2 separate regions of the Homo sapiens genome follow, and region 2 is linked to region 1. A link is a contact called in ENCODE Hi-C or POLR2A ChIA-PET data. All regions are on one chromosome and are shown on one strand. Each heading gives the region's core, a stretch centred on a gene start or an enhancer-like site at or near the end of the contact. The rest is flanking DNA. Distances are from core to core; before and after follow the strand shown.

What was found. A loop is a pair of places that touch in the nucleus more often than their neighbours do. ChIA-PET counts read pairs that join two places held with the same protein, here RNA polymerase II (POLR2A). Pooled maps may share reads with other maps.
Region 2: a loop to region 1 is called in a pooled map, with 8 times the contacts of the local background. The contact joins the promoter of TTN-AS1 here to the enhancer-like site in region 1. A Hi-C loop is called at or near these places in 5 of 37 single-sample maps with no recorded cell type and 11 of 50 pooled maps. POLR2A ChIA-PET finds 5 or more read pairs at or near these places in 2 of 52 experiments (activated T-cell and common myeloid progenitor, CD34-positive).

What each region holds. Positions count from the first base shown.
Region 1 is chr2:179,105,300-179,108,274 of GRCh38, reverse strand. SESTD1 (SEC14 and spectrin domain containing 1) reads left to right here. Exons shown (of 18, transcript NM_178123.5): 18 at 1-2,975. Among named protein-coding and RNA genes, the nearest start is that of CCDC141, 57 kb to the right of the region's middle. RefSeq lists silencers at 267-467, 1,547-1,747. Within about 2 kb of position 1,519, at least 6 of the 41 ENCODE cell types and tissues checked have a DNase peak (open chromatin) inside an H3K27ac peak, as active enhancers do.
Region 2 is chr2:178,521,723-178,524,697 of GRCh38, reverse strand. It overlaps TTN-AS1 (TTN antisense RNA 1), which reads right to left and starts at 1,507. Exons shown (of 7, transcript NR_038271.1): 1 at 1,062-1,507. RefSeq lists enhancers at 1,480-1,629, 1,306-1,818.

The DNA of each region.
Region 1 (2,975 bases), core at 270-2,769:
CCTAATTTAAGATGTGCCTGCTGAACATGTGCTCTCTCAGATCCTGTCCTCAGAATGCTTTTGGCTCTTTTCTCGGTATCTCATCCTTAGAGTTTTTATTTTATACCAATGTTCTGGATTACATACCTGGTCCAGAAATCTAGACTTGTACTTCTTTTTAATTGCCTAGTTGACATTTCAACCTTGATTAAAGATTGACAATATTTATCACCTTTTCCTCCTGGAACAATTTAGGTTAATGGTGCAGCCTTTTTTCCTAGTCAAACATGCCAGGAAGTTCAGGGCAAAGTTCAACTGCTCCCTCTTGTCTTATGTGGTCACTGCTTCTGAGAACATCCAGGAAGTTCTTTCTATACTTGAATCATCTTCTCAGTCCTTTGGGGCTTTACTGCTATGAGTATGAACTTTTGTGATTATTTATTTCAGTCTTCATGATGGTGCTATCACATTCTACAGTTGTTTATGTCTGTACCCAGTAAGCTCTTTTGAGGGAAGGAATCTTGTCTTCTCCTATTCCCAGTCTTGCTCATGCATAACAGATGCCCATTCCTCCTAAATATGAATGCTGTATTATAGGCATTAGTAATAATCCCTGTTACATTGCAGTCTGAAGTATGTTTTAAACATACTTTTTTAAAGTTAGAACTGACTTACAAGTGAATCTATTCTTAGATTCTTAGATACTAACTACTTTAGATATTTAGTTATACTCAATAACTAAATATCAATACTCAATATCTGTTTCTTCTGAATTTCAGAGTAGTTAGAATGTTTTTCTTAAGACTTTGCTAGAAAGGAACTGGTTTGTTAGTAATTCTGCCATCAACTCATGGAGTTATAATTGCCAAATGAGTTAATTTTTATATACCTTAAGCTATCTTGCCTACAAAAAGTAAAATAAGGCAGGATTCATAAATGTTACTTGTAAATTGAGTGTTTCACATGAGGCCAAGTATGATTTTAACATAATGAATATCATTGCTCCTCATCTGTAAATTTGCTGCTGCTTTCATATGTGTATCTGTACATAGAGTTATGAATGAAAATCCAGTAATGCCCTAAAGCAACTTTCTTCCATAGGGTCAAAGCTCACTTAAGGTAAACGTGTGAAAAAAGTGACTGCAGTGTGTTTGAAACCACAAGCTGTTTCTATGTCATAAATTAACATCAGCTTGCAAGTCTCTGAAAGAACCACTCATTTGTAATTGGTATATATGTCACAACCTCCCACATTCCTTTAGCCCATCTCAGGGAATTATTGAAACGCTGGCAGGGTTAGTTTCATTTTGTTTTGGTTTTTTTGGGTTTTTTTGTTTGTTTGAGGATTTTTTTTTTCTTTTATCATTTGTTTGCTCCTGTGTAAGCTTAATATATAATGGCAGTTTGGCATCTGTTCTTCGCACATGTCTAACCCAGCAGAGTTATGCAAAAATGATGACTTCATTTTAGGTCAAATTGGCTTTGTTCCCAGTCCTCATTGTTGGTCACTTTGTTCAGTTCTGGTGACTCATTGGTGATGTTGATGAAACTGCTCAGCCTGCCAGCTGGGATATTGATGGCAGGTCTAGGCTTCATTGTTAGGTAGAAGATTGAATACTTCTCACTTTATACAAATTTACATTGGCTATTGCTCCCATGTGTTAGCTAGTCTTAACATGTTTGTTATTTCGTTATCTTATTAGCTGACATACGGAGTGGTATTATTAGTGTCGTACTCCTTAGCGTGAGCATGACAATTAAGTTACCTTACTAACAGTGATGAGTAAACCATACTCTGATCTAAACCCATTGTTACCAATGATGTGATTATGAAGTTAGCTGAATCTATGGTCTACATTTGAAGAAATAGTTCAGAATTCTCTACTACATTGTAAGTTACTTGCTAATAGAGATTGGGCATTATTATGTACTACTCCCCTTCTCACATCCTACCCAAAGTACACAAGGCCGTAGTAAAATACTGTTGCTACTAAAAACTAAACATACTGTGGTTGCTAATGTCCTTTACATCTTCAGCCTATAGGGAATGGTACAGGCAGAAACAAGCACCATTAAGTATATTATCATCAGTAGTGAGATCTGTATGATTAGGATATCTTTGCTTAAGCCCCCAAAGGAAAAATTCTCTAGCATTAAAAACATGGCTGGAACATAGCTAAGCAGTTAACCTAATTAGTAGACTTATTGTTAACGTTCAGTCCTAAAAATGAAAAGCTTCAGTTGGGAGTAGAAAATATACTATGCTGGTATATAGAGCAACAAATACCCTGATGAGATAAAATGAAGTAGAAACTTACCATTTGACATTATTTGACTTTCATACATGCTACTGAAAAGTCTAGGTTTAGCTAAGAAGCATAAATAATGGCAGTACTTGTAGAGGAAAGAACATACCAGCTAAAACAAGAACTGTAATGAATATAATGGAAAGTGTTTGGAGCTTGAATACTTGGCTTCAAAAATCTGGCTTTGCCATTTACTGTTAAAAAAATATCTGAGAATTTATCTCAGGCTGTAAAACAGAGAAGTCATACCAATTTCAAGAATAAAATATGATATAAAGAATTGTTGAAGCCAAAATATCCAGAAATAAACAGAATGGAAGGTATCATTGCTATAATTATCTTTTCAGAATAAAAAATAGAGTATTCTTTATCCTTTCTGTTGTCTCACATGACAAGCATGGGATGGTGAGGAAATGGCATATTGCCTATGTTCGCCGCCCCACCCCCTTAGTTCCACCACCCCTTCACCGTCACCCCCAGTTCACTAGTGTATCAGAATGCATCTTCAGAATTACACACTGAAGATACAAAAGGTCCAGTTGGTAAGCTCATCAGTAAATAACAAGGCTTTGAAATCTGACAAATTAGCTATTTTTGTAGGAAGATAATAGAACAGCAAGATGGAAGACAAGTGATGAGTATCATCTGTTTTGAGGTTGACAAGGTGTGACATAACCCTGTTAATAGACA
Region 2 (2,975 bases), core at 258-2,757, 580 kb after region 1:
GCTGATTCAACTCGGAATCAGCTGTGATTCAATATCTTTGATGGATTTTGAACATCTACAATTCACAATCTTTTGTGCTAAACACCACAGGGAACAATACAAAGATGATTAACACGGTATAGATACTGTCCCTCAAAGAGCATAGTGAACGGAAAAGGACAACTTCAGGGAAAATGATCAGTTGTGAATCTGAGTCCATATTGGCTACTGCAGCTCCAAATTGAGACAGAACAAATAAAGGACCTCAGAACTAAAGAACTATTTTATTCCCAAGTCTAGATCAGTTGTTTTAAAAGCATGGTAGAATGACAGTATATGGAAGACTGACACTATTTTAAATAGTGTCATTCTACTATGCTTTTTAAACAACTGATCTAGACTTGGTAATAAAATAATGCCAAAAATATCTGTATTTGTCCACTTCAATTTGTTAATCATAATTATAAGCCTATGATGTTATTTGCCTAAATTCACCTCCTTAATGTAGGTACAGGTGACCAAAGCTGAAGCAAATGTACTGTCAGTTTTCATTCTCCAGAGAAAAATCCTGGGTCTTCATTAATTTATTCAGCAAGTTTTCCGTCTTAAGTCAGATTCCCTAAAAGCAGAGCCTGAGACGGGGATTCTTGTCTCAGAAATTCTTTGAGGGATTATTACTCTCAGGGAAAAAGGGAATGGGGCAGCCAGCAGATAGGGCAGAGGAAGCAAGCTGAGCACGAATGTGGTCTCAGCAGAAGCCTCAGCCAGATCTCACAGGGAGCTTCAATCGTACCACAGAGTTGGTTCCATCTAGGAGCAAGGGGGCTGACATTTTGTACCCCCTTACCAACCAGTCAATGGCTACAGGCTATAAGCTGAGGGGCTGAGGAGGGATGGAAGAGGGAAATAAACCTTCCCAAGTGAAGAGGGGTGCCTGTTGGCCAGGACAATTCTCCGTGGACTAACGCAGCCAAACAGTGAACAATCGAGAAATCGATGGAAGAATACACATTTCCTGGGCATCTAAGTGATGCCAACAGAACCCACTACATCATCTTACAATGTTAAATGCCTATTCTTACCTTAAAATGAGAGGCAGGACTGGCTAGGTGATGCCTAAGGATGATTCCCAGCCTTGACATGCTGGTATTCTCACATATCCTATCCGTGGCTGATATAGTCTGTGCGGATGAAAATTCCAAAACCGAAGACAGGATTTCGCACTTGCTAAAGTTGGAGCTCCCAGGCGCTGAGATCCAATTTGGGCCTGGGAGAGTGGGGAGGGAGAGCAATCTGCCCAGTGAAGGAGAGCTGCGCTAAAGGCAAGGTTTTACTTCTTTTTATCCCTTAGCGAAAAGCCCACTGCCTCTGAAAGTAGCACGGTGTGGCCACACGGACACATGGGGGAAGTCAGTCAGAGGCGCTCCAACAGAACGGCCAGAAGCCCCTTTCCTGGCTTACCAGGCAGCCTCCTTCCCCTAACTCCTCCAGAAACAGCGCTCCTCTGAAGACGCGGGGGGAGGGTCTTCCGGCCCCACACCCCACCTTCCGCAACGCCAGGAGTGGTTCCTCAGCATTATGGCGTCATTTCCGAGTCAGACCCGCTCTTCTCTCCCCATGTCAACAGAGGGCGACAGGGAGCACCAAGCCGAGGCGTGCTTTTTGGTTCCAATCTACGCCCTCCACAAAACCCATGAGCAAGCTTCACTGTCATCCTGCCCCTTTTTTTTATTCACGTCTATTTTATAAACCCCACACCCTGGCTACATGATCAGCCGAATCATGTTGCAATTACATGTCTGCATTCAAAACCCTGAGGGCCCCGCTCAAATCTAGGAACTGCTGTTTACTAACTTACTTCACCTGGGGCAGGTTACCCAACTTCTCCATTCTTTGACATTCTCGTCCATAAAATGAGAATAACAGCAGCAACCTCACAGTATTATTGTGACGATTAGACAAGTTACTACTTGTAAAACTCAGAACAGCGCTTAGCAGAGCACCCAATAAATACCAGCAATCATTATTCTGTTAGGGACCACAGTACAGAATATTGAAGCTAGGGACTAGAGAAGCAGCACTTTAGAGGGGACCTAGCCTAGGTCTCACTGGTACTCATTAGATGTACGGCAGGCCACCTTTATTCTTGGGCAACCTGTCCCAAGATCCCCCAGTGGAATCCTGAAACTGTGGATAGTACTGAATCCTACAAATACTATGATTTTTCCTTTTTTTTTTTTTTTTTTTTTTTTGAGACGGAGTCTCACTCGTCACCCAGGCTGGAGTGCAGTGGCGCAATCTCGGCTCACTGCAAGCTCCGCCTCCCGGGTTCACGCCATTCTCTGGCCTCAGCCTCCCAAGTAGCTGGGACTACAGGCGCCTGCCACCACGCCAGGCTAATTTTTTGTTTTTAGTAGAGACAGAGTTTCACCTTGTTAGCCAGGATGGTCTGGATCTCCTGACCTCGTGATCTGCCCACCTCGGCCTCCCAAAGTGTTGGGATTACAGGCGTGAGCCACCACGCCTGGCCATGATTTTTCTTATACGTACATGCTGATACGGTTTGGCTGTGTCCTCACTCAAATCTCATCTTGAATTGTAGCTCGCATAATTTCCACCTTGTGAGAGGGACCTGGTAGGAGATAATTGAATCATGGGAGCCGTTTCCCCCATACTGTTATCATGGTAGTGAATAAGTCTTACAAGATCTGACGGTTTTATAAGGGGAAACCCCTTTTGTTTGGTTCTCATTTCTCTCTTCCCTGACACCACGTAAGATGTGACTTGCTCCTCCTTGCCTTCGCCATGATTGTGAGGCCTTCCCAGCCACGTGGAACTGTGAGTCAATTAAACCTCTTTTCTTTATAAATGACACAGTCTCAGGTATGTCTTTATCAGCAGCGTGAAAATGGACTAATACGCATACCTATGAAAAAGTTTAATTTATAAATTAGGCAAATTAGGCACAGTAAGAGATTAACAACAATAATAGAATA